7 separate regions of the Homo sapiens genome follow, and regions 1, 2, 3, 4, 5 and 6 are each linked to region 7. A link is a contact called in ENCODE Hi-C or POLR2A ChIA-PET data. All regions are on one chromosome and are shown on one strand. The core of a region is the stretch at or near the end of the contact, and the rest is flanking DNA. Distances in the headings are between cores, read along the strand shown. Region 1 holds the start of CCNI (cyclin I). Region 2 holds the start of HNRNPDL (heterogeneous nuclear ribonucleoprotein D like). Region 3 overlaps LOC105377296 (a long non-coding RNA gene). Region 4 holds the start of CCNG2 (cyclin G2). Region 5 holds the start of THAP9-AS1 (THAP9 antisense RNA 1). Region 6 holds the start of CNOT6L (CCR4-NOT transcription complex subunit 6 like). Region 7 holds the start of ANTXR2 (ANTXR cell adhesion molecule 2).

Region 1 (3,630 bases), core at 1-2,500, 3.0 Mb before region 7:
AAAACATAAACATTTTAGTTCAAACCCCTTCAGAGTCTGAATCCATCCTACCTCCCGAAACACCTTCCACTGTTTTGATACCCAATTGTCAACTTCTGCCAAAAGGATCTGTAACGGAGCCCCCTAGCTCCAGCGGAGGCTCCTCTGTCCTCCTTTCAAATTCCAGTTATTTAATCTAGCCTTTAGAGCACAACTCAAATCTCACCTCCCCCGGATTCCCCCCACCCACCCGCCCCAAGCCCTGGGTAACGTTGCCCTCCCCCGAATTTCACAGCACCGGAGGTTCACCCCATTCATTTGGCATTCAGTCTGCCGTGCAAAGTTAGTAATCCTCCTGGTGTCCCCGGAGAATCGTTCAACCTGAGGGTGGGGGTGTGTCCCCTTCTTTGTGTATTAACACGGGCTCGTAGAGCCTCCAACACGCACTATAGAGTAGCTAATTTGCCGCTGCCACAAAAAAAAGTTACTCGCTGACAGAAAAACTGGCCCGAAAAGGAACACAGTAGTGCCGTTTTCAAGTGGGCAGGTGACGGGTCTGTCTGGGCCGGAGAGGACGAAGAGGGCGGCCCCGAGGTTCCCCGGGCTGGGGGATGCGGGAGGGTGGGTCTCCGGCGAGCAGCGCGCGGCCAAGGGCGCTGCCACGGGGGCGGCGCGGGGGGAGCAGCGGGGCCCCAGCGCGTCGACGCCGGCCGCGGAGACGCGTCGAGCCCCCGCCCCCGCCCCCGCCCCTCACCTTCTCCTCCTCTTCCTCCTCCTCCTCCTCCCCGGCAGAGCTGTAGGCCTCACAGTGGTGACGCGGGGTCATCCGGGGGCCCGTTACCACCTCATTCTCATAGGCGCGCGGAGGCGGTGCGCGCGGGACGACTCGGCCAACTGAGGAGGGAGAAAGGGGAAGCGGATCGGGGGGCGCGGGCGCGGGCGCTGGCGCTCGAGCGGGACGCACGGCTGCGGCCGCTGGGTCGGTCAGCGAATTAGTTCCATGATGACCCCCGGCCTGAGGCCGCCGCCGCTCGAGCCCGGGTTGGGAGGGGGCTCCCTCTCGCCATAGGGCGGCGGGGGCCGGGGAGAGGCGGGGGGTGAGACCGGCTCTGCCCCTGCCCGGGGAAAGCGCCTCCGAGGGGAAATGGTGAAAGGGGGGGAGGGGAGAAAAGAAAAGAAAAAAAAAAAAAGAAAGGGGAAAGGGGGGAAAAATAAGAAAAAGCGAGACAGAGGCGCTGCCGCGTCCGCTCGCGGGGAAGGCTGGGGAGGGAGGGGAAGAGAGGGGAAGGGAGGAAGAAGTGCCGGCTTCCTCGGCTCCGCCCTCGCGGACCGATTCCTAGACTCGCCCACTCCTTGTAAACTACGCGGACTTGGTCTTTCACCCTTCCTGTTCCTCCCCGCCGCCTTCCCGGTCCAACGAAAGTACAGAGAAGTGCGGCCGAAAGGAGACGGGCTGGGGAAGTCGTTGGCACTAGGATGGAAGGAGGGAGGACGTTTTCTCGTGGCTAAGAAAAGCCGAAGGTCCGTGGACTCATTTTCCTTGAAGGAGCGGAAGGGTTGCTTGCAGACCGCACGGTGACGTCAGCGTCTCTGGGCCCCCACTGAGGGGGCGTGCGGTGGCCGGAGAGTGCGCTGCGCATGCGCCTGGGGAAGAAAGAAGCGGCCGAGCGCTGCGCTTGGGGGAGGGGATTTCACGATCCGCTCCTGTGGTCCAGCTTTACAGCAGCTTGGTTTTATCTAGCCCTACTCGTCCCCAGGCTCTTAGAAGGATTCACTGGGAAGGGGCTACTGATCTCTTGGGTGGAGATCTTGCAGATTTGTTGACCTAGCAAAGTATTACGTGTTCTTACCGTTGACATGTAAATAGAATTGCGGTTTTTCTCACTGCCACATTGTGTGGGTGGAGGGAGATTCTAAAGGGTTTTAGGAATCGGAAAATTAGGGAGAATCAAATCATGGGTGCTTAAGGCCTCAGTGAAACACTGTAAATTATACTGCTGACGGCGAGGAACCTGCTTGGCAATGTGGCAAGGGGATTTTATCCACTCAACCAACACGTCTGAGTATTTCCGAATAGGTTTTATTACCAGGTGCTTAAAGAATGTGTGGTGACATAAATGGGTTTTATTTGGGGTTCTGTTAGTACAAACGGTAACTTTTTGCTATTTTGATTGTTTTAATTATTTAAAAATATGTAGTATTACAGAGTTTTGAAAGAGGAAGAGCTAGATCTCAACCATTTATAGAAGTCTCGTTTGTTTTTTCCATTTGTTTTTTATATAGTTATTTTAACTGTCAGTGAAAAAATATGTGTTGAGTTTATTTAGTGGCCAGACTCAGCAAACTGGAAGTAGCCAAGACAGACATAGCTCCTGCCTTCATGGAGTTTACAGTCCAAACAGAGGATAACCATTGAGCTAATTATCACTATGTAAAATTACCAAGTACATTTACTTGTTTACTTGTGCATGTATCCCCTCCCTAGAATATAAGGTCGCAGGCGGCAGGGATCTTGCATGTTTCACCCTCTATCCCTGTGTATAAAAGGCTCTCAATATTTGACCAAGTAAACAATTCTGGTATTAAAACCGTTAAGATGGAAAATCGCCGGCTGCTGTGGAAACGCTTGCCTTTCCGCCTGGTTTGGGATATCAGAGAAGGTTTTTCTGAAGAAGTGACATTTAAGATGAGACTTGAAACCACTGGGCAAAGAATGATACAAGCAGAGGAAGTTATGTGAAAAGGCTCCGAAGCTGAGACGTTCTAAAAATCTCTGAAAGCTAGTGTGGCTGGCCCTCAGACAACTGAGGCAGGATGTGGAAGCAGAGGACAGATGCCATAGAACAGAAGAAGGAATGGGAAGCCCTAGGAGGATTTCAAGTGGGTTGTATCCTTTTTTTTTCTTTTTTTCACTTCATGTAGCCTATTATTATATGGTCTTCATTCAAAAAAGCCACCATTTTTCTGCATGTTACTCTTGAGACTGTAGCATTTCTGCATAATACTATTGAGAGTGTAACATAATTCCATTGTTAGACCATGAAATTGCTTCTGATTTTCACTCCAATAAGAATAATGCAAATTCCACTCCTAAATATATACCCAAGAGAAAGGAAAATATTTGTCCATGCAAAAACTTTTTTACAAACGTTAGCATTATTCATAATAGCCAAAGATGAAACAACCTAAATGTTCATCAGCTGGCGCCTGTATAAATCAAATGTGATACATCTATGTACAATCAAATTTTTATTTTTAAGAGATGGGGTCTGGCTCCGTGGCGCAGATGGGGGTGCCATGAGACTTCCTATGTTGTCCAGGCTGGTCTCAAACTCCTGGCCTCTAGCAATTCTCCCTCCTTAGCCTGAAAGTGATGGGATTACAGGCATGAGCCGTCACACCGACCTATACAATGGAATCTTATTGGGCCATAAAAAGAAAATACTAATACATGCTATAACATGCATAACCTTTGAAAGCAGTATGCTAAATGAAAGAAGCCAGTCACAAAAGACCACATATTATATGATTCCACTTACGTGAATGTCCAGAATAGGCAAATATATAGAGACAGAAAGTAAGGAAGTGGTTGCTTAGGGCTAGGGGCAGGCATGGGATTAGGGGATGATAGTTAAATGATATGGGGGTTTC
Region 2 (3,757 bases), core at 1,021-3,520, 2.4 Mb after region 7:
TTTATTTAATCTGACAGCACCATATAACCCCCAGAAAAATTTGCAAAACACCACAAAAGCAGCACAATGCAAAACATAGTTCCTACCTTATCAACACTAGCAGCATCTTTGAAAAGCACAAATCCAAATCCTCTTGATCTCCCAGTGACTGGATCTGTTTTAATTGTGCAGTCTACAACTTCCCCAAATCGAGACAAGTACTCTGTCAGATCTTTTTTGCTTGTATCCCAGCTCAAGCCTCCAATAAACATTTTACTAGAAATAAAAGTGTTTTTAAAAAAAATTAACAATAACTCAAATGATCCTTCAGTTCTGGAATTAAATCGTGAAATAAAAACAGGGACATTTACCCCCTAAGTGTAGGCAATTTAATTCATGTTTACATTTAATCTATGTCACACAAAAATCCCAATATCCCAACGAAGTTACTCAAACCAGCGGACAGCTCACTGTCCGCACTACATAAAGCAAAGCTCAAAAGAGACCAATAAAATACAGTAAAGGTTCTGCCCAGATTCCTTTAGGTAGAAGGCACAACTTCCTAGATGAATCCCTCACATCTTATCTTACTTAGGTCCATCTTCGTTCTCAGCTGTCAAGCCAACGTTCCACCCAGAGAACTCATCAATCATAACACGTTTTGTGAATCTGGGTACCAGTCGCCTGCTTGTGCCCCAACTCAGTCCTCTAAAACTCTTCCCAGGAAAACCGCGCCGAGTGGTAACAGAGACACAATGAAGAGGCGGCGGCAGCTGCAGCGTGCAGCGCTGGGAGGCCGGCCCCTCCCCCCCGGGTCCCACGCGGCGCCTGCGCGCTCGGGACACAGACGCCGCCGCCCTCCTCCTCCAACCCCTCCGCCCTTCCCCCACTCTTCCCGGGTCTCTCCAGTCACCCCCTCGATCTCTTACTTTCCTCTTCCCTCCAATCTAGTGGGGCCCAGAAGGCACGCGGGGAATCGACTCTGAGAAAGAATGGGGGCAGCGCGCGGCTCACGAGGAACGAAGGGCGCGTGCGGCGCGCTGGGGGAGGGGGAGCGGGGGAAGAAGCGTGCGGTACCCGTCATCCTGCTGATTCTTGCTCGCGTTGATCTTGGATCCCTCTGCGAATTCCTCTATATTGCTGTACTCGTTCATATCCTCCATAGTGACGGAGCTGTCGGCAGGGGGGTGCTGGCGCGCAGTCCGGGTCGCGGCAGCAGCGGCGGCGGAGCGTTGTATGGAGCTGGATTTAAAATGGCGGCGGAAGAGATCCGGGCGCCGCCTGCGCCCTCCCTTTATAGCCGCCCCGCCCGCCAATCGGGAGGGCTGCTGGGCGGTGACGTGGCGCTGGGCCCGGCGCGCCCCCTGCCGGGCGGAGCTGGGAGCGAGCGAAGGGAGGAGCGGGGCTAGCTGCCGCGGCGGCCGCGGCCGCCAATGGGAGAGGCTGCGGGAGGCTAAAGTAGCGGGAGCGGAGGGGAACAATGGCGGCGGCACATGGGAAAGCCTGGGCGGGACCTCCATCGCGGCCCTCCCGGCAAGGAGAGAGGCCACGCGTGAGGGGACGCGGGCTTGGGAGAAGAGAAGAATCAGAAGAGAAAAACGAAGGGGCGTAAATTCCTGGGGTCAGCAGTCCCGAGCAGAGCCGACGCAGGGCCACAGTCCCTCTTGCCTTGGGAGCCTTTGTCTCTGGCGTCCGGTCCAGCCCACTCCTACCAAAAAGCCGTCAACCCCGCCTTTTTCTGCCCTCGGTTCGCCAGTGCGGAGCCGCTGCGGCGGCCGCTGCTACCGACTAGCACCGCGGCCAGTCTGCTCCGGAAAAAGGCGGACTGCGCCCGGCGCTGGCGACTGAGGCGGCGAGCGCGCTCGCCCGCCGCGCGCACGCGTGTTTTGTCCTCGAGCTGGCAGGAACCAGCCGAACAGGAAGCGGGCGCGCGACGGCTCCTCCGGGCAGCGCAGCGCGGGCGCCTCTTCCACTGTGACCACGGGCGCGCGGGCCAAGGGGGCGCGGCGGGGCCTCCCGGGCTGATCGGCCGAAGCCCGGGCCCCGCGCGGCCTCTGGCGGGCTGACGCCGGGAGGAGGGGCGGGGGCTGGCCAGATGACTGTATCTATGCAAAGGCGGAGGCGGTGGGCGGGGAGGGGGCTGGATTCAGTAGAGGGCAAGGGGCACTCACATCCCCGGCGCGCCACTCGCGGGGCTCCTTTCTGCACGTGCCCCGGGCCTCTCCCGCTCGCTCAACCTGTCTGCGGAGGGCGCGCTCTCGCGCACCCTGCTCCCGCGTTCGCTTCTTTGTTCCCGCCCACGCGAGGCCCATTTTGACGGATCCAGTTCGAGGCCTGACGGCGGCCAATCGGCGCTGGCGCCTTCACCCTCCCCGCCCCGCCGAACCCGTCAAGGGCCGCCCCTTTTCCTGCCCACGTGGTCTCGGGCTCCTGCCCCGTCCTGCTCACGAGTTCAGGGCTCCTGGGCGGCCGCCTTTTCCAGTTCCAGGTGTGCAGAAGTGTCCTCTCCCCACGCGCGGCGGGCTGCACTTGGTCGCTGGCTCCGAGATCGCGCGGGGCCGCCGGAAGCCCAAGACGGTACCGGGGGCCGCAGCCGCAGCCGGCGCCGCCCTCCGCCCTCCCCAACAGCAGGCCGAGTCCCGTAGCATCCGGTAGGGAAATGGTCGTGCTTTCGGTCCCCGCCGAAGTCACCGTGATCCTGTTAGATATCGAAGGTACCACAACCCCGATTGCTTTCGTGAAGGTGAGGGGCGGAAGGGAGCGGGGATGTTACTTTTCCTTAAAAACAGTTATTATTTTTTCTAAGTATTTCAGGCCTTGCATTGGAGACGAGGGTTAGGAGAGGCGGTGTGGCTGCCTCTTGTGTGGAATGGGGAGGAAGGAGAGAAAGCCTGCGGTGGGTTGCGGGGATGCTTTTCCTCGCGACACTAGCTTCTCCCTCCCCCGCCCTTGCGCTTGGTTGGATCCAGATGGGTGGGAAGGGATGGAAGTTGACGCTAAAAATCACCGAAGGGCAGGTAAGCCGGGGCGGGGTGTGACGGTGCGGGCCTCGCCACCCGGCAGGTGTGCACCCGGTCGCTTCCGCAGGTGAGCGCAGCCTTTCTGCTCCGTCGGGCCTGGTGTGGCAGCGGCAGCGATTTAATGGTCCTTAAAGCTTCCGATCTCAAAATGGAAAGACTGAAGTGTCAAGATGACTTTTCAGGTGGCCCTGGTGTCGGGCAATCAAGGTTCCTCTTCGCCCCTTCCCACTCTTGCTGTTAGTGGCCAAACTGCACAGTGTATTATTTTACTCTGTTAGGCGCTGTGGTCCATAGCGCTGATTTTTTGAGCTATAGGACACGTCTAGATTCCGTTCACTTTCCTCAGAAAACCACAGAAGCTTGAAGCTCTTATCCAGAGCATTCCTTCTAGGATGTCACTGTGAACCAGCACTTGTCTGCACCTCAGCTTGCAACTTAGCGGATTCCTTCTTTATTCTTTGTCTGTTAGAATAAGCAAATATGAAATGTTACTTTAATTTTTGAAAGAATTCCTCGGGCCTTGTCTTTTTATTTGGCTCCCTGAGGTTTAAGAATTCATTGCAGATACAAGTACTTCTTAGAGGTGCTTGCATGCACAATAATAGTCGAGATATACAAAGTATATTACCAAGTAGGAAAAATCCATCTTCCAAGAAACTGAGCAGCTTGGGTTTTAAATTCTATTTTAGTTTCCATTTTTAAAAAAAATTATCTGTGAATAAGGCTTTTTTTTTTTTTTCTTTGAGAGTCTCACTCTG
Region 3 (3,581 bases), core at 32-2,531, 2.5 Mb before region 7:
AAAGCAGCTGAGTGATCATCTTTCTGCTTCCATAGGGCACGCGGCAGGCCTCATCATGAGGGATGAAATCTACACTTGCTGGTTCTCCTGTGGACTTGGAATTTACCATCACAAAGATAATTCAGACCTAGCACTTCCCAGAGGTTGAGCCCCAGTACATTGATTGAGGAACTGTCAAAACAGGCTTGCAAAAATATAGTATATTTTGAGTGTTTACATTTAATAAATTAACACTTGTGAAACACTATAAACAATGCAACATAATTGTGTGATGACTTGTAAAAATTAATTCAGGCTGTGCAGTTTTATAATGGGGTAATTGTATAGTTGCATGAGAAAAAAGTCCTTTTCACATTTATCCTGAATCTCAGTGACCATATGCATAACCTCGTTTGAAGTTAAGGTGAAAGTCTAAATTTGACATATTTTGTGAATAAGAGGCCTGGACCAATGCCATCCTAGATAAGCTACTTGTTCTCCCTGTTCTCAAAGGGACACAATGAAATCACATGTAAAAAATATTTTTGAGTAACAAGATAATTGAATTTGGTGAGAGAGTGCTGTTCTTAAAATCGGTATGTTGGCAGGATGGTTCTTTCCATCTTTGCTGAAGTTTGCTATATCTCCGGTCCTAACGTTTTTGAGCAAAGTTTACTGCATATCTCTTGCCAGGTCAGCTGAATATGAACTTAAAGGGACCTAACAAAACAGGCAGTATGCATCGATGATTTAGAATTCCACTGTGCCCACGAGGACAAGTAAGAGCAAGCGCCTTGGGCAAAGGACATGGGTATTACCTCCATAACATGCTGTGCTAGGCTGCATATTCAGGACAGGATCTCTGACAGTGGAGAAATAACGACTTTCTGATGGACTGCTAGGGTGCCAGCATGGATTTTCCTGGCTTCAGTGGAATAACTCATTTTTCCATCTGTAAATAGAGTACTGAGACATTATCTTCATATATGCTTGATGTTAGTCAGGGGCACTTCGGGGTACAATTTTGAAGCTCTAGGGAAATTTTATAGCAAAGGTTAAAGTCCAGAGAGGAAAAGAGTCTAGATAGCAATTGAAAATTGGGCACAAATGAAGTATAGTTTGACCCCCACATCTCCTGCCTACAAACTGCAGACCCAGCTGCAGTAGGTGGTAGTGAAATAAGGGAAGTTCTAGGGGGGACTCCGTCCTCTTCAGCAAGTGACAGATGGTGTGAAACCACACGGTAGCTTGGCAGTATGGGGCGGCTGCTGCTTAGTCACTCCTAACTCAGGAACCTAGTATTGAAACTTGAACAGCCTTCCCTGTCTGGCTATAATGCAGCCCAGACATCCCTTGTCAACAAGTTAGTCAACAGTGCTCTGAACAATATCCGGTAAGTCTGATGTCTTACTTGCCGAACCAGTCAAAACAAGAAAAGTGGGCTCTGTTGGAACATTCCCTTTGGTTAACTGAAGATCTCTAGTTTCATTTCTCCCCACCACCATCCCCTTTGTTCATTCACTTGTGCATTCAGTCAGCAGAGGAGCCAGGGGGATATGACGAACTTTCACTGGTTATATACTATGTGCTGGTTACAGTTTAAGGAATACGAAGCTGTAAGGTTTGCTCTCTTTCTGCAGGAAGCTCACAGTCCAGCTAAGGAGACACGTGCAAAAATAAACAATGGTGATCCTTAGGGGTAGATACAATACTGGAGGTGGTACTTGGTACAATGGTGGCTCATAGGAGGGAGAGACAGAATTGCTTAATTGGATCCTTCACAAAAACTGATATTCATCATGATTCAACTTCCACTGTATGCCAGGTACAGTACCAAATATTTTACCTGTTTTATCTCATTTAATTCTCCATTGACTACCATTTCAAAGATTATTAAAACAAAGCTCCAGGAAAACAAGTAACATACCCAAGGCCATGAAACTAGTAAGAGGAAGAGCCAGGATTCAAGTCGAAGTCAGTCTGTCTTTTCAGTTCTCTGATGCTCCTCACCGAGTAATCCGTTGCAAGGATAACGAGCGTGAAACTGTCTGGTACGTTACCCTGCGAAGCAGGGTCATATAAGGGAATGGCGGCCATGGGGGCTGGCTTGAGCCAGAAACAACTCCTGCTCCTGGCTGCAGAGGGAACTGGATGGGGAGGCAGCCCTCACAAGTGACCAGCACTTGTCACTACCCTGTCCTTGCCTGCTTCTTTCAAGGGATGCAGGTTCCCACCTACTCAGCCTCATCCACACTCTTGAAGGGTGCTGATGTAGGGCACCAGTATCCATGGCCAAGGGGATTTTGATCTGGCTTCCTTTGCATATCTTGAATTTTTTTCTTTTCTGACCCTACAAAGGATTAAAAAAGGAAATGCCTCTTTCATTAAATATTATGACACCTACCTGAATTTTCCTGGAGGGCCATCCCCCCGTTCTCACCATTTAGTCTTCTTAGAAAAAGTTCTAGTGAACAATCAAATGTGATTGAGAATTTGGGTACATACTTTCTACCATTTCTTAACCCCATTACTGCCCCTGAGGCATAAGATAAACTATGACTAGAAAGAGTGGCCACGGTTGGGGTAGGCGGGGAAGTTGATTGGTCCTGACCCCCAGGGATTCAGGTGTGACACCTGTCCACCTTTGAGGATCACTATTCTGGCAGTTCAGTGTCATTGCTGCCTTCATATCTGTGTCAGCTTAGTTGTTCCTCTTTGTAGCACATCACTGACAATGCTTGGAGCCTGCTAAGAGAGCACAGCAGAAGAATTATTTTTAAATATGTAATTTTTTCTTATTTGTCCTTGGCATGTGTATTTGTCAACAGTGGAGCTTCTCTCCACAACTACCTACCTAGCTAATATTCTGTCTTTTGGATACTCAGTTCTCTCTAGCCTGAGACATGAATCTGGCTCTATCTTCATTCTCTTGATCCATCTCACAGATCCTCTTTCTCTGGTTCTTTTCCTGGATTAATTTCTTGGGCTCTGACCACTTCCAACCCTCCCTTCTCAAGCATAGATAAACGAGAACAAAGCTGAACTCTCCCATAGCAATCACTGCTCACTACTATTAAAACCACTACATGTAGTAATGGAGGTGAATCAAACTCAGGAAGACTAGGATAGAAAATTTCCTTTTATGACTACCAGAAATGAAAATTACCCCCATGGTTGAAGCAGTTTCCTCTTAGCCACTTCTATTTTCACTCTGTCTAGATTTCTATTTTAGGCCGATGTGGTTGGAAAGGCTTATAGAACATATACCTTTTGCAATTTATAGAAATGCTTACAAGAGCCTTCCTTTGATATTGGGCAGAGTTGAGGAAATTGTCCAGAGTTACAGTAGTCCACCCTTATCAACAGTTTCGCATTCCGCAGTTTGTTATCCACAGCCAATCACAGTCTGAAATTATTAAAAGGAAAATTACAGAAATAATTCATAAGTTTTAAATTGTGCACTGTTCTAAGTTGTGTGGTAAAATCTCATGCCATCCTGCTTCATCCCATCTGGGACACTAATCATCCCTTTGTCCAGCACATCCACACCATCTATGTATCCAGCCCTTTGTCACTTAGTAGCCTTCTTGGTTATTAGAGCT
Region 4 (4,023 bases), core at 1,346-3,845, 2.9 Mb before region 7:
GAGGAGAATTTTTTTTTAAAAGATATATTAACAAACAAAAAATTCTGCAAAGTAAACAGAGAAAACCTACATAATCCCCCAGCCCATTTCCTAAGAATATCATCATTCTTAAAATGAGGTGTTTAAAAAAGAGGATGCTGTATTAATAATTACTGGATCTGTATTTTTAATGATTGCTTTCCTTTAATCTTAAAGAGATAAGTGGACTAACGTGGATAAAGGGCTCCATCTTGGACAACTTGATCAGTCTTTTCTTCTGTGCTGAGCAGGGCCTGCCAAGAGCAGGAAATTCAACGCCATTTACAAAGCTTTCTTGTCTTACTCTCAGAGAAAGCCATCACTGTTCACATCATTCAAGAGGCTGTCTGTAAAAGGACACATAAAATACCAGTTATGAAATATAGAGTACACATTTAGTATAGCTTCATATCATTTAGTGCTAAGCAGCAAGATGATTATGTCAAATAAAAGTTATCACTTATTTATGTTTAAAAGATCAGATAAGCATTGGATAAAATTATGTAGCCTAAGCAAAGGACAATTTCTAAATCTTTTCCTTTTTGTTTTATATAGTCTGTTATTTTTAAAGTCTTCTACCACATAAATTTGCATTTCCTCTTTCACATCACTTATAAAATAACGTATGTTCCTTTTTTACCTTTGCCTTCTTACTTGAAAAAAACATCCCCAGTCTCCTTCATGCTTTGATCACAAACTCTTCATTTCTCTGATGGTGGATAGTTGGTCGAGCTGCTTTCTGTCTGTGGGCCCTGTCCACTCAGCCTATTGATGCTCTGTACAATGAGCTGTCATCTCTGTAATTTTAATCTTAGCTCTAGTCTCTAAGTTAGTTTCATGCTCCTATTATGTTTATCAGCATAGATTTCCAGCAAGATGATTATGTCAAATAAAAGTTATCACTTAATGTTTAAAAGATAAAACAAGCATTGGATAAAATTATGTAGCCTGTAAATCATTTAAAACTGGTGTGCTAATTTTATCTTATTTTCCAAAACCCTCACCAAGCTCACACCTCTCTGAAATAAGTGTTAGCTTTTTGGGCTGCCTTCCCCCAGTTGCTCTGTGCTCCAAACAGATGCCTGTGTTTAGTCCGAGCTAATATGCAAAGGGACCTAGTTTTAAAATTCCTTAGCTGCTCCGCAAAGAAGAGCGCTGCCAAAGCTATGTTGTGTGCCTTCCCATATTTCACAAGTAACAAAATAATTCACAGAAAACACATAGAAGAACAGAAAGGAGAAATCTCTTCCCAGGGACTATCTGATTATGTAGATTAGAACTCACGAATATGGTATTTTCTAATTTAGGAGGGAGAGAGTAAACAAATAAATGTTCCAGGGCAGTCAACCACATGCCCCATTGATATTCCGTGTGAAAGTGTCTCTGGCCTAAGGCACCTGGTTTGTTTGCTTTTTGTCCCGTCCTGGGAGACGTGTCGCCTATAATAACAACGCTAATTATAATGAACAATAAATGATAATTTATGGGTTACCAAGGACCAAGAAGCTCTGGGAGTCTTCATTAAAACAACAGCACTACAACCTCTGGAGGTACGCCGTAATTATTAGATGTTTACGTACCCTCATCAGCGTGCTAAGTTTTTATTGAAAAGCCCCTCCTTCAGTCCCTCCTGAATTTTTTTAAATTATGGAAAAATTCCAAGACACAGAACTAGAAAGAATACTGTAATGCAGCCTCGAGTACCCATCACCCAGCTTCGACCCTCAACTTTTTGCCTATCTTATTTCACCTCTCTTCTCCATTTTTTTTTCTCTTGGACTGTAAAATTTTAAAGCAAATACCCAAACTTGTAGCATTTATTGAATATTTTAGTAAACGCCCCGACAATGTTATAATAATTTGGTGGGTTATTGCAAAATGGAACGCCAAGACAAAATAAAGAAGGAATGTAGAAAACTCTCCCGTGGCTGAAAAGGCTGTCACAAAGGTTAGCTGTTAGGAGAAGCGCCGCGAGCGTGACATTCCCCCAAGAAAGGCGGAGGCAGCCAGGCGAGAAGGCACAGCCCCGCAGGGCAGGTAACTGAATACCTTCTCCGCTGCACACCCAGGCATGCGCAATCCAGACCCTGGAGTTGCTAAGGCCCCAAGGCAGAGAGAGGCTCAGGCTACGGAGAAAGCCAATCAGAGGGCTCCAAGACTGATAAGTTAGCCAATCCAGATTCGAGGGTGAATCAGGTCCTCAGCATGCCCATCGCCCCACCCGCATCCAATCAGAGAGCCGGCTACTTTGGGCGGACTTTTCAAAACAGCGAAAACAAAACAAATCGGGGACCTTTAAAAGGCGTAATGAGACCAGAAACGATCTCCTTCCGCCCCTCTGTCTTCCCCCGTTCCCCAACGCAGATCAATCGCGGAATAAGCCCGACGCCCAGATTCCGCTCTCCGCCCTAGCGCCAGGCGGGAGGACTGGCTCGGCAAAGCCAAGGAGAGCTAGGGAGGCCGCGAGAGAGGCTCGAGACGGCAGCTTAGGGGCGGGACTCTTTTTTAAAGTCCGTGGAGGAAGTGCAGGATCCCTCCGCGGGGAGTCACGTGCCCCGCCCCCTTGGGGGCGTCGAAACTCTTAACAAAAACAAGGGGCTCGGGGAGGTTTCCGCTGAGGCGGCGGGGGTGCGGCGGTGGGCTGGTCTTCCGCGGCCGGCGTTGCGCCGCGGCGGAGGGTGGGCGCGCGGGGAGCGGGATGGAGCCGGGGCTGTGAGGCCGAGGCGGCGGTGCCTGGGAGGAAGGGTCGGATGCCGGACCGGGGGCACCGCTGAGGCGGTGGGTCCCCGACCTGCGAGACAGGTTTGGAAGCCCCCGCTGCGCCCAGTCCGTGCGGACCGCGAGGCCGCGGGCGGGTGGAGGCGCGTCTCCGGCACGGTGAGTGGACCCGCCCAGGGCCGCCGTGGGTTTCTTTGTTCGTGGTGGGGACTGTGGGCTTTGAGGAGGTTGGTACCATGCGAGTGCCTCGGTGCTGCCTGCTCCTCATCCGCTGGAGCGACCAGGGTGCTGCCCTCAGCCCCAGCCCCGGGGGGAGCTGGCGCCCGCGATGGACAGATAGATGCTCGTGGGGTGGAAGGAGGTTGCGACTAGGTTAAGGGCAGTCTCCGCCTCGGTGCCCCCCGCCCCCGCTCGTGTTGTCACGGGGACTTGCTGGCGTGGTGCTTCTCGAATTGACAGCCCCGGGGCTCTGCAGAGTTGTGGGGCCCCGGCATCAGTGGGTGGACGGGTGTTGTCCCTACGGGCGCGGGGCGGGCGGGCTGGACTGGACTTCTCTCCCCGGACCGTAGCCGGGTGTGCCGCGCCACCCCAGGGCTCCTGGGACGGGGGTATCCGCCTCTCGGGTAAGTCCGGAATCGGCGCTGCAGCAGCGGACGGGAAAAGCTGGGGGCGGGACTCTCCGAGAGGGGCTTCTGCAGCTGGGCGCCCCGGGCGGGCGGGGCTCGGGAGTCTCCTCCCTCCGCTTCTTTGTTCAGTCGCGAGACTCTCCCTCCCCTCCCCCCTATTGTGCAACACCCCATCCCCGGGACCCGCTGCAGTCGCTCGCCACACTGCAGTCCCCTGGGCAGAAGGCCCTCCCTGGCGCGACTTCAGGTGGGGCAGACCGAGGGGACGCCGGCGCCCGCGGACAGTTTCCTGTTTGTGAAACGCCAAGAGGCCAGGGCTGGCCGGTCTTACCCAGCGCTGGCCGGCGGACCTGACCACGGCTCCTCCCCCTGCCACACCTCCCTGGCCGTGGTGGGGATTGCCCTGGGGCTCTGGCGGACGTGACTGGTCCCTTCACCCGCTCCTTGTCGGGGTGTGCTGGGGCGACCCTTGCTGGAGGTACTGGCCTCAGCCCTTTCTCCCGCTTCCCCACCCCTCTTACCCCCAGATTACATTCTCTGTGTGGTGTCTTTACTGCAGATGAAGGATTTGGGGGCAGAGCACTTGGCAGGTCATGAAGGGGTCCAACTTCTCGGGTTGTTGAACGTCTACCTGGAACAAGAAGAGAGATTCCAACCTCGA
Region 5 (3,505 bases), core at 1,006-3,505, 2.8 Mb after region 7:
GAATGCCTGTATCTGCAAACTTTTGAGTCCTTAAGAAAAGGCAAACACCACGATGAGACAGCCACTTCACATGCACAAAAATGTGGAGAAACTGGCAGCCTCATCCACTGCTGGTGGGAATGTAAAATGGTGCAGCCACTAGGGAAAATAATCTGGCACTTCCTCAAGAAGCTAAACACAGTTATCTTATGACTCACCAATTCCACTCTTAGGTGTGTAATCAGGAAAATGAAAACATTTGTCCACACAAAAACTTGTACACAAATGTTCATAATAGTAAAAAAAAAAATTGGAAAACCCAAATGTCCACCAACTGTTGAACGGATAAACAAAATCTGCTACATCCATAAAATGGAGTACGATTCAGCAATAAAAAATAAAGTACTGATACGTGCTATAAGATGGATGAACTCTGAAAACATTCCAAGTGAAAGAAGCCAGTCACAAAGACCATATATTAGTTCATAATTCCACTTACATGAAGTGTACAGAGCAGGCAGAGGCACACGGAAACTAAATTAGTGTTTGCTGAGCGGGGTGGGGGAATATTTGGAGGTGCTGCTAGTAAGAATGAGGTTTCTTTCTGGAGTGATGAAAATGTTCTAATATTGATTGTGACTGTTCCACAATTCTGTGCATATACTAAAACCCACTGAATTGTACACTTTAAACCAATTAGTTGTGTGGTATGAGAATTATATCTGAGTAAAACTGTTACAAAAATATAAGGCAACTAATTTTTTCCTTAAAGATAGCTAAAAACAATGTTATTTTTATTCAGCCTCACTCGGGTCTTAATTGGTTGAGCAGGAAAAGGCTCTAACAGCCCAACCAACTTACAGTATTTAAATCCAGTTCTTACTCTCTGCACACACCTTACAGCCAAAAAGTATTTGCCCTGCACATCCCCCAGGGACCAATTTTTCCAAAGTTCCTTGACCATCTATCCTTAGGCCATGTGACTTTTAAGGAACCATAACCAAAAGCTATTAATTCCATTCAGAGAAGATACAAGCATATTATAATGGAAAACTGGTGTGAATAAGTAATACCTTAATATGTATCTTCGGCTGTAATCTGGACAAAGTAAACACAAAGGGGAAAAAGAAGCAATCTTGTTAGGCCTGGATATTTGGAATTATTTTTGTGTGCTATACAAAGAAACGGAAAAGTTGCAAACCCTTCTCTGTTTTCTGTATGCTAAGGATCTCCTTCTCAGAGACAAAAACCCACTGGCCCGTTTCCTTCTCTAAGCAAATTGAAATCTCTTCCTCAAACATAAGAGCTTATAACTAAGACATTGTTCTAAGCTCTATCTCCTGAAAGCTATTCATAATGCCTCATTCCCAACCAAAACCACTTAATTGCCCCTTGTCCCCTGCCCCTATTACTACTGAGGAGCCCCAAGAACCTTACCTTATTTCCTTCATTGTGGCAAAGTGTTTCAGAAAAGGGTTCCTTGAATTAAAAGTCGGCGTATCCTATTTGACTCCTGCTCCTCCGGTATCACATACCTACAGCCAACCATGCCAAGAGCTTCCCCATTATCTCCGCATCGGAGAGCTACAAGATAAAGCGCAAGAACACGACACGCATCTCAGTAAATCATATATTTTTGGCCCGACTCTGTCTTCAACACACCTAAGGCACCGTGTTTTATCCCTCTTCCATACCCTTTCCTCCCGATATCCTCCAGTTTCAGAGACCGCACCCGGAGACCCATTGGCAGGTTCCTGGATTCGCCTCAATTTTGGTCCTGCCTCTCTGCTTCGCATTTTCAGGCTTGGCCTCACAAGAAGGACGATGGCGCCAGATTGTGCCAGAATGGGTGAAAACAGAAGGAAAATAAACCGGTTGCAGCAAAACCCACTATTCCGCCTCCAACGCGGAGGGAGGAGCGGTCAAATGCACGTCTTCAGGCTCAGGCCCTTCCGATTGGCTGCTGGGACACAACGTGGCCTGTCATTGGCTACGGCACCGGCGCAGGGCCTTCGGAGAGGAAGTGTGGAAGTCCCGCGCCTCTAAAGCCCGCCTTTCGTGACAAATAAAGGTCGTAGCCGCAGAGTCAACGGGCGGAGCTAAAGTGGTCGTGATTCATGCTGTCGCGGGAACCCCGAAGGTGGGGCCCCACGTAACAAGAAGATGACCCGAAGTTGCTCCGCAGTGGGCTGCAGCACCCGTGACACCGTGCTCAGCCGGGAGCGCGGCCTCTCCTTCCACCAGTGCGTATGGGAGCAGCCTCGAAGCCTTCGAACTCCCTGCGGGGCCCGGCGGGCCGTGGCGTGGCGTGGGGCGGGGCCGGGCCGCACTGTGGGTCGCGCCGCGTGTGTGACGCGACGTGACGTGCGCAGCGTCGGGGCGTGGGAGCGGAATTGGGGCACTGTGAGAATTGAGATTCTCTCTCTTCCCGCCCAGTGTTTACCTCTGAATAGCCGGTTCTCGCACCGCCTACCGCTTTAAGGAGAGTTACGCGAAAGGAGTCCTCCATTAATTGGATGGTCTTATTATTTGAAGTGAGGAGGCCGAAAGGGAAGGCAGTTTAGGACAACGGTTGAAGTGTGTGTGTGGCGTCTTCCTGAGCACGAGTACAGATCAGTTTTCTCCTGTACTGCCTGACATTGCAAGTTCTTAAGTGCTGTTAGCCGAGCTGTGCAAGGCCGGTCCGATTCTGGCTGGATTTGATCATGGCAGGGAAGTTTCATTTGGCTCGACAGTGGGGAAGAATTTCAGATCAGTCTTATCTGAACTCATATCCATGGTTCAGACTGGTATAGGTCATTCAGTATTCAGGGTACACTAGCAAGTAGAAAAGTGGGTAAAATAGATCCTCACAGACAAAAGGAGCAGATTTATGGAAAGATCAAAAAGAACTTTATGGTTGGAAAGGGGGGGTAGGAAGAGGGTAGTTAGGAATGGCATGGGAAAATGTAAAGGATAGAAAGTGCAAATATAGAGGAGTGGAAAAGTACCTGAGAAACCATTTTAAAAATGTAAATGCCAGGTTAAGGAGTTTAGAGTATGTATGGTAGGCTATGTATAAAATTCATTGATTTTTTTTTTTTTTTGTTTTCTATTTTTTAAATAGGGCTGATTCCTCCACCTAAATTGTTAGCAGTGTGAACCAACTCATTGTGTATGTGAGACCATAATTGATTTGGGATTTTTCTTGTGATAGAGGTAGTTTTAAACTAGGGAGACATGAATTCCAATTTTAATTGAGTATTTACTGATGTCTGTACTTGGCTCTGGGTCTTGGTTTCTTCTTCTGTAAGAGGAATAAAAACCTGCCTTGTAGAATTTTGTAAAACTAAAACGTAAGACTTTATAGCATATGTAACGCACAAGGTAAATGCTTTAAAAATGGTATTATTACCAAATTAATTTTTTCCAGAACTCAAAACTAGTTATGCTAGTTAGATTACAATATTTCCCAACATTTTCCTTCTTTTTTTTTTTTTTTTTTTTGGAGACGGGGTCTCACTTTGTCGCCCAGGCTGGAGAGCAG
Region 6 (3,505 bases), core at 72-2,571, 2.3 Mb before region 7:
AGCAGCACATACTGAGTAGACAACAGAGGTTGCTTGATCTAGTTTTTGGAGACTGAGGAAAACATGTTTGTTGAGCCTATCTTGATTGACAAGATAACTAGAGGCAATACGGTAAAATGTAACACTGTGCTTCCAATGTGTACAAACGGCTCAGCTAAACTCCCTGAACACAATCCACCTAAACAGTCTAAGCTCAATAGCCGACCGAGTTAAGCAGGATGACAGCTCCAGTAACTTCCTCTTCCTCACCCAGCTCCTCAGCTCGGCGGCGCGTACACGCCTCTCCCCCTAGGAGGCAGGATAAAACAATTTCAAATGCACAAAATCCATCCAATCCCACAGGCCAGGAAAGCCAGTTTCCCTTTCTTCCTCAGCCCTTCCAAGAAAATGTTTGTCTAATTAAAAAAAAAAAAATCTTACCAACGGCAAAGTATTTGCAACAAAAATCCAAAATATTTACTCAGTCCCTCCACACAGCCTTAGGGGAAGGATGAAAAGAAGGGAACACGACACCGCGTATTCCCAAGACTGACTGTTCTGATTCACTTTCCTCCCTCGGGTCCCACAGCCGGCCGGGCGAAGGCTTGCAGTTGGAACGCCAAAATAAGCCTTCGCCTCTCAGGAGACGCGGAGGCGGCCACGGCGACGGCAATCGGCGAGTCCCGCCTCCGACCCTCACCTGCCCAGGCCCGAGGCAGCGCCGTGGGCTCGCGCGGGCTCGCCGTCCCGGGAGGCGTCCGGGGAGGTGGGCGGGCGCCCAGGCAGTTAGGCCGCGCTGCAGGCCGGCGCGCTTCCTGCCGCGGCCGGGGAACGGCGGCCCCGGGATCAGCGGCGCGGCACCGACCAGCAGCTCTCCCAGCCCCGCTGCCGCGCGTGTGCCGCACTCACTCAGCCCTCCCCGGCCGGCCCCCTAGGAGCAGCTCTCACCTGCGAGGCTCGGGAGCCGCAGCCACAAAGCGGGAGGGACACGCCACTCTGGGGTCCCGGCCCCGGGCCACCCCCGACACACACACACACACACACACACACCCCGGAACCTTCGCCCGCCTCTGAAGAGACGCGGGTCAGCCCCGCCGCCCCCTCCAGTCACCCGACACACACCCACTCGCCGTGGGTCCTCGGGCCGCCTCCCCGCCCGCCAAAGTCCCAACTCGCACACCCACACGCACATTTGTCCCTCTCCCACCTCATTTCCCCGGGGACGCGCTCCTCTTCCCAACACTCTCGGTCCTACTCGGAGGCAAAAGAACACTCTACCTCATTCTCTTCCTCTGGCCCAGAAGCAACAGCAGCCATTTCCCCGCGGCAGGGGAAACACACACACAAACACGCGCGCGCGCGCGCACCAGGCCCCCACAGATGCTTCCCCTCCAGAGCCGCGGCCGCAGACGCAGACGCAAACACAAACACCCACGGCGGGCCTCGCTCCCGCCCGCCCCGAGGGGAAGCCGCGGCGGCACACAGGGCCCGTAACCGGGGCTCGCGGGCGGGCGCGCAGGGAACCCGGGCCCGGGGTCTCGGGGGGCCCGCGCCCCCTCCTCACCTGCATTCAGCGCGCCGGGGTCCGGGCGGCGGCGGCGGCGGCGGCGACGGGGCGGCTGGTGCTGGTGCTGCGGCGGCGGGGGAGGCGGCGGCGGCGGTGGCGGCGGGGCTGAGGGCAGCAAAGACATGCAGGCAGCCCGCCGGAGGGGAGAGGCACCGGCCGGAGGGGATGCGGGGCGGGCGGGCCGGGCCGGGCCGCCTGACGAACGGCAGAGGCGGCGGCGCGGAAGGCGGCTGAAGGGAGCGAGGAGACAGACCGGGGGTCGGGAAGGGGGACGAGGGCCGCGCCGCCGGGCTTCGAGGACAGTGACCCCAGGCGCGCAAGAGAGGCCCCGCGGCCGCGGCCGCCGGCGCGAAGGCCCCAGCCGAAGGAAGCTGCGCCCCCGCAGGGCCGGAGCCGCGGCTACTGCTCCGAGAGCCACGCAGAGCCTGGCCTTGGCCTTGGCCTCCTGGTGCTGGGGCTGCCGCCGCTGCGGGGGTTGCCGCTGCGCCGGGTGCTGCTGGGGCCGAGGTTGAACAGAGACGCCAGCTTTCGGTGCCTTCGCTCCCGCTCACACACGTTCACACCCCCGAGGGCCGGGGGAGAGGCGTCCGGGCGATATCGGTATTGAGATTAATAACAAGGTGCAGAGAGTGCGAGAACGAGGAGGGTTGATTGACGTGGAGGGGCTGGCGGGAGTCAGTCACTCCCCGGCGCGGAGGGTTGGGGTGAGGGGAAGGAGGCGGGGCGGTGACGGGGCGGAGCTCCTACGCAGCGCCTTGGCCCCGCCCCCCGTGCGCCGCGTTTTGTCGCGGTGAGCGCGCGGAGGCCCGGGCTTCTTAATGGTTTTCTGTTTTGCTCTGGCTGTTTTCTCACTCTTTTTTCCTGGCCTGAGCGAGGAGCGGGGCTGAGAAGAGTGGTAGAGTTTCAGAAACCCACATCCACAGAGCCTTGGCGAAGAGACGGGAAACCGCCTCACCCCGGGTTCTTGTGTGGGCGCTGTTTACTGCACCCTCCTCGCCCGAGGCGACCTGACAGCGAAGCAGAGCGTAGGTCTAGGTGGCTGAGACGCCAGGGGAGGTGAAGTGACCGAAGGAAATGTTTCCTGACATATTCGGTGGATTTTTTTTAAAAACATATAGCATCTGTAAGTTGTATCGTCAAAGGTAAATAAAAGAACCTGTGACGCTCAGCGATAACCCGGTCCTATTTTCTAATTCTCCCTTCTCGTTGTAGACTTTAGTTTGTTGTTTGTAGCTTATCCATGCCATCTACAGAATGAAAACATCCAAATGCAAACTAGAAATAGTAGTGTTTACTTGGTGAACCTGGCTGTGATACTTTAAGTTTCTGGGGTTTGTTTTTGTTTTTGTGGGCCAGCTTCAGCTTTTTTGGGCCAGCAGTCCAAAAAGCAAATTACACCGGCTGTGGAGGCAGAGTACTGCTGTTGCAGTTTTGCACAATTTTAATCTCTTTCTCAATGCATGCCCGGGCTCGTGTATTTACCAGTGTTGGTCAAGGGTATATTAGCAATGTTCAGTATTTTTTCCCCCACAGGAGTGTTTAGCACACTAAGCACGTTGCGTTGGTTGCAATTCATCTTAGGCCTTATTACTGAATGTAAAATGCCTTCATCTCTTGGGGGAAAAGGTGCGGTGAAAATGCAAATCATCATTTAGCTAAAACTGAACAGCTGTTACAAGAGTCCATAATTGCAGAACTATTGCACCACTTTCATCTTGGCACCAGGATGGGTGAATGAGTGAGTAAAAAAGCCCCTCAGTTCACAAGACGACAGACTATTTTCTTTTCTACCTATGTTAATTTTCCATTTCCCTCCCTAGCAACACCAGCCCCACACCATCTTCTGTGAAACATGTCAAAATGGCCTTAAGCCTGGAAGAAGTCTCACTCTTTCCCAACTATCTAAGAGTCTAGGCTGACATAAAATGAATAATTATCTTTGGCTTTGTAAGCAGCAAA
Region 7 (3,890 bases), core at 1,248-3,747:
TTTGATCATCCAAGCCTGTTTTACAGAAAACATTTGGGCTAACAAGACTGAAAGAAGCAATATTTAATGATACAGTTCCTATTCATGTCCTTTCCATTATCTTGATAAACTTGTGTTTGCTCATTGCATTTTTTCTTTAAAAAAAAAAGAAGGAAAAAAAAAGCCTCAAAAGCCTAGTGTCCTGAGGTTATTTTTAAATAGGAGATGCCACTAATTCCTAGTTACCTCTAAATAAGAGAGTAAGCTGGATTTCATACCAGTAATGCTTTTTATAGGAGAGGAAACCAGTCTTTCCTGGTGATGCTTATTGCATATATAGAACAGTTAAATTTTAAACCAACCACACACCCACACATTGTGTAAACACAAGTCGTTGCTTTAAACACACACACAAGTGCCTTTTCTGGTAGCGGGTTATTAACACATGTTCATTTGAAGTTTTCCAACACTTTTTGTTTGTTTTAATGAGGGCCTCTATAATGCTAAGAAATGTGTGGAAAGAAAAATATATTATGGATACTATTCGCATAAAATTTATTTTTTTAATGTGATAAATTATGAGAAAGCATAACTGAAATTCAAAACAGATGAAAATTCGGAAAGAAAAAGACATTTGGAATAGTATTTGAAGATGCTTCCCCAGAGTCTGAGCCAAGTTTCTGGGATCCAGATGAAATAAGCCCTCAAGGACTGAAGGGCTGTCCTAATAACAGCATGTGTGCAATACGACCTTGAGGCACTTAAAAGTAACATTTCAGGAAAAGTTTTTCCTATAAAAGGTTTCAGAAAAGGGAAATTCTACACTTTGCTCTACTTCTCCACTGCCTAGAAAAGTAAAGTAAGAAAGATACCTCACAAATCTCTCCGCAAGTTGCTGTACGAAATTATAAATTTCAATCCAGTTATTTGCCACACTCCCAGACCTGAAAGATGAAATTGAACTGATCAGAGAAACAAAACACGGAACTGAAAAGTAAACATTTTGAAATGGTTCCTTCTTCAATGCCACGAACATAGGGGCACCTGGCCTCTTTTTCAAGCTAAGTAAGGGTATCTGTAGCTGAAACTTTGGTGGTACCCAGAGTTAAAGAAGTCAGTCCCAGAGCAAGACTCCGTCAAAAAAAAAAAGAAGAAGAAGAAGTCAGCCCGTTTTCTGGGGTGGGTAAATACCTGCCTAATTGTTTAGAGTGGAACCCAGCTCTTCAGAGTAAACACAAAAGCCTTTCTTCGCAGGAAATGCAAACCACATTGGGCATGTTAACCCTAGGCTTTTCCTGGCTCCAATGAAAGCGCTATGATTAGGATAAAACCAGGCAAACTTTAGCCTGCGTACGAGCAGGGTCGAGGAGGTGGGTAAGGACTCTGTGGCCGATGGAGCGTGGCCCGCAAGAGGCCACACTCCCATTTCCCAAGAGGCCAAAAGACTGGCAAACAGTGAATACCCCAACTCCCCAAAGAGCCAAGTAGCCCGGGGCTCCAATCACTACCCCCGACCCGGCTGATCTCCGCCCACACAGATCCGAACGCGCTTGCCCTTTGAAAGAAGACAGCAACAGGGCACCCCTCCGCGGGTTTCCAACACCACTCCCCGGGGTGCGCACACGCATCTCAGCCTCAGCCCCAGCTGATCCAGTGCCGCCCTCACCAGGAGACCCTGGACCTCCCTCGCACACTCACTTGTCCAGGACGAAGTAGAGATCAAAGGCTCTTCTGCAGGAGGGCTGCTCCTGGGCGCGCAGCAGCCCCCCGGGACCGCTGAGCACCAACAGCCACAGCCCGGGGAACAGCCAGCTCCCGGGGCTGCGGGCCGGGGACCGCTCCGCCACCATCCTGCGGCCGGGGGCCTGAGACTCCCTCCCGCTCGCAGTCCCCTAAGCTCAGGAGGGTCGCAAAGGTGGCGGGAGTCACCCGGCACGCACTCTGGGGTGGGGGGCGGCGAGCAGCTGAGACGCCGGCGCCTGCGGCAGCGGGACCCACCAGCTGACAGGGAGGGAGAGAGGGAGGTCCTGAGAGGACAAAGGGAGTCTCCGCCACCGCCGCAGCTGCCGCCGGAACTCTTGACGAATCCCAGTGGAAGCGCGATCCAGTCCTCCCCCTCCCGATTCCGGAGAGTTCCTGCAGACAATGCGGGCCCACGGCGACAGCTCGCGAAAGGAGTTCCTCTCCGGCCTGGGGCCGAGCCTCCAGCGCCCGCCTCGGACCCGGACCTGGAACCCACCCCGCCTGGAGGGCTGAAGTCCCCCCCGCTGCCGTGCGCTTCGGGACAAGGGGTCCCTGGGACGCGGCGACGGCAGAACAAACTAGGAGTGGAGACTCTTCTCCTCCGGCGGCCCCAACTCCCTCCGCACTCCGAAACTTTCCTCCCGGTGCTGGACTCTGGCACTGCGCTGACAGGCCGTCCCCTTTAGGGGAGGAGGCTAGCTGGCCCTGGGACTCCCGGCTGGAGAGAAGCCACGCCGAGGGCAGGAGCCCGCTCGGGCCGGGTCTGGGCTGCGTGTGTCAGTGTGCGCCTGGGGACGAGGGCGGGGCCCCAGCTGAAGCCTCCGAGCCACACATGCACACTTGTGGGTTCCTGCCGAGTTGAAGATGACTAACGCTTGCCAGATTTGGGAAAGGGAAGAAGGAGTTTAGAAAAACAAAAGTTATCTAGAAACTAAACATACCCGTATGTCCTGCAGGCCTGGCCTATTTTAGCAGCTGTGCTAAAACAGCCCCCATGCGTGGTTCACAAACCCAAGACTAAGGATTCCATGGGAGGTGACGGCCTCCTCACTCCTCACTCCACCCCACCCCTACTACCACAAACACTCTTTATGAACTTCCTCTTTTTCTTCTAAAGAAACCTGCTTAGTTTTTTTTTTTTTTTTCTTTAAAAAAAGCCAAGCCAAGGAAAGGCCGGAGTGGGGAGTGGGAGGGGATAGCAGGCCTCTTTGGGAGTGGAAAGTTGTACCTCAAAATATTTCAGCCCACTGTCATTTCCCTGCAAGCTCCAGTTTTGGAGAATTTCAGCTTTGGGCAAGCTAGGTCTCCTTTGCAAAACTTGTGCAAGCACTCAAGTTTGTGCACAAATCCTCTGTCTACTAGTTCTGCTCTCCCTCCTCTCTCTTCCCCCCACCTCCGTGACTTCCGCCCTCCCTTAGTCAAAACTGGCTTTTAGAACCTAAATACCTTTTCATTTTTAACAAAATCAATGCTTTATGTAGTACTTACATATACATCTCTTCTGTTTGTTGCCATATGTATTTAACTTTTCATTTATTATATTTGATATACAACCAGATATGTCAGCTCTTTGAAGATAAAAATTAGTTACTTTAACAAAGATTCATTGAGTGCCTATTATTTGCTAGGCACTGTTCCAGAAGTGGAGGTTAGTGCACAGAACAAGATAACAAGCCCTTGCTTTCATGAAGCTGACAGTCTGGCTGAAGAGTGAAAACAGACAATAAGAAATAAATACATAAGCAAGGAAAAAAAATGTCCATATTGGAAAGGTGGCCTGTAGAAATTTAAAATATTGTGATGATAAAGAATGACAGACTCAGTGACTAACAAAAAAGACCCAGTCATTCCAAGAGCTCTAAGGGGAAACATTTGGAGTTACTGCAAAGGTCCATAGACATTAGCTTAGCATATTCAAAAAAGAAAAAAAAAAAACTGTGTAGCTGGAGCTTTGCAGGTAAGATGATGTAAGACAAATAGGCAAGGGCCAGATTATGTGATGCTTTGTTTACTGAGATAAGGAATTCAGATATTTAATATTGAGTGTGACAGGAGGTTATTAGAGGGGTTTAAGCCCAGGAGTGGAGTGGCAGATGAATTGATATGATCTGTGTTTTTCAAAGATCATTCTGGCTGCAATGAGACAATGAATTTGGAGTTAGCAACAG

The links. A loop is a pair of places that touch in the nucleus more often than their neighbours do. ChIA-PET counts read pairs that join two places held with the same protein, here RNA polymerase II (POLR2A). Pooled maps may share reads with other maps.
Region 1: a loop to region 7 is called in a map of CD4-positive, alpha-beta memory T cell, with 13 times the contacts of the local background. The contact joins the promoter of CCNI here to the promoter of ANTXR2 in region 7. A Hi-C loop is called at or near these places in 2 of 168 maps with a recorded cell type or tissue (CD4-positive, alpha-beta memory T cell and naive thymus-derived CD4-positive, alpha-beta T cell) and 8 of 50 pooled maps.
Region 2: a map with no recorded cell type shows a loop between it and region 7 (8-fold over the local background). The contact joins the promoter of HNRNPDL here to the promoter of ANTXR2 in region 7. A Hi-C loop is called at or near these places in 2 of 37 single-sample maps with no recorded cell type and 6 of 50 pooled maps.
Region 3: a pooled map shows a loop between it and region 7 (8-fold over the local background). The contact joins the enhancer-like site here to the promoter of ANTXR2 in region 7. A Hi-C loop is called at or near these places in 2 of 37 single-sample maps with no recorded cell type and 10 of 50 pooled maps.
Region 4: a loop to region 7 is called in a map of B cell, with 6 times the contacts of the local background. The contact joins the promoter of CCNG2 here to the promoter of ANTXR2 in region 7. A Hi-C loop is called at or near these places in 1 of 168 maps with a recorded cell type or tissue (B cell) and 6 of 50 pooled maps. POLR2A ChIA-PET finds 5 or more read pairs at or near these places in 1 of 52 experiments (T-cell).
Region 5: a map with no recorded cell type shows a loop between it and region 7 (6-fold over the local background). The contact joins the promoter of THAP9-AS1 here to the promoter of ANTXR2 in region 7. A Hi-C loop is called at or near these places in 3 of 37 single-sample maps with no recorded cell type and 7 of 50 pooled maps.
Region 6: a loop to region 7 is called in a map of B cell, with 4 times the contacts of the local background. The contact joins the promoter of CNOT6L here to the promoter of ANTXR2 in region 7. A Hi-C loop is called at or near these places in 2 of 168 maps with a recorded cell type or tissue (B cell and naive thymus-derived CD4-positive, alpha-beta T cell), 1 of 37 single-sample maps with no recorded cell type and 8 of 50 pooled maps.

The regions. Positions count from the first base shown.
Region 1 is chr4:77,074,739-77,078,368 of GRCh38, forward strand. CCNI (cyclin I) reads right to left here and starts at 1,251. Exons shown (of 7, transcript NM_006835.3): 1 at 734-1,251. RefSeq lists silencers at 579-728, 789-1,138 and enhancers at 1,319-1,548, 1,447-2,417.
Region 2 is chr4:82,428,192-82,431,948 of GRCh38, forward strand. It overlaps HNRNPDL (heterogeneous nuclear ribonucleoprotein D like), which reads right to left and starts at 2,271. Exons shown (of 8, transcript NM_031372.4): 1 at 1,057-2,271; 2 at 87-255. The coding sequence starts at 1,499. ENOPH1 (enolase-phosphatase 1) reads left to right here and starts at 2,399. Exons shown (of 6, transcript NM_021204.5): 1 at 2,399-2,722. The coding sequence starts at 2,639. RefSeq lists silencers at 720-889, 1,200-1,439, 1,810-2,209, 2,330-2,649 and enhancers at 935-1,730, 1,110-1,169, 1,490-1,579, 1,731-2,526, 2,890-2,989.
Region 3 is chr4:77,585,795-77,589,375 of GRCh38, forward strand. It overlaps LOC105377296 (a long non-coding RNA gene), which reads right to left. Exons shown (of 7, transcript XR_938912.3): 3 at 3,273-3,385; 4 at 1,907-2,727; 5 at 798-931. It also overlaps a transcript of CXCL13 not described here. Among named protein-coding and RNA genes, the nearest start is that of CXCL13, 18 kb to the right of the region's middle. Within about 2 kb of position 1,282, at least 3 of the 41 ENCODE cell types and tissues checked have a DNase peak (open chromatin) inside an H3K27ac peak, as active enhancers do.
Region 4 is chr4:77,154,612-77,158,634 of GRCh38, forward strand. It overlaps CCNG2 (cyclin G2), which reads left to right and starts at 2,596. Exons shown (of 8, transcript NM_004354.3): 1 at 2,596-2,895; 2 at 3,922-4,023. The coding sequence starts at 3,922. LOC101928864 (a long non-coding RNA gene) reads right to left here and starts at 3,453. Exons shown (of 2, transcript XR_244659.5): 1 at 659-3,453; 2 at 143-365. RefSeq lists silencers at 2,155-2,274, 2,695-2,764, 2,795-2,904.
Region 5 is chr4:82,898,661-82,902,165 of GRCh38, forward strand. THAP9-AS1 (THAP9 antisense RNA 1) reads right to left here and starts at 2,256. Exons shown (of 4, transcript NR_034077.1): 1 at 1,674-2,256; 2 at 1,417-1,563. THAP9 (THAP domain containing 9) reads left to right here and starts at 2,075. Exons shown (of 5, transcript NM_024672.6): 1 at 2,075-2,222. The coding sequence starts at 2,143. It also overlaps a transcript of SEC31A not described here. RefSeq lists enhancers at 1,520-2,039, 1,655-1,774, 2,040-2,559 and a silencer at 2,085-2,434.
Region 6 is chr4:77,818,047-77,821,551 of GRCh38, forward strand. CNOT6L (CCR4-NOT transcription complex subunit 6 like) reads right to left here and starts at 1,322. Exons shown (of 12, transcript NM_144571.3): 1 at 1,258-1,322. The coding sequence starts at 1,262. RefSeq lists silencers at 619-1,018, 1,099-1,168, 1,659-1,758, 1,799-1,958, 2,219-2,368.
Region 7 is chr4:80,070,732-80,074,621 of GRCh38, forward strand. ANTXR2 (ANTXR cell adhesion molecule 2) reads right to left here and starts at 2,498. Exons shown (of 17, transcript NM_058172.6): 1 at 1,678-2,498; 2 at 852-923. The coding sequence starts at 1,829. RefSeq lists a silencer at 1,788-1,947 and enhancers at 2,128-2,237, 2,568-2,847.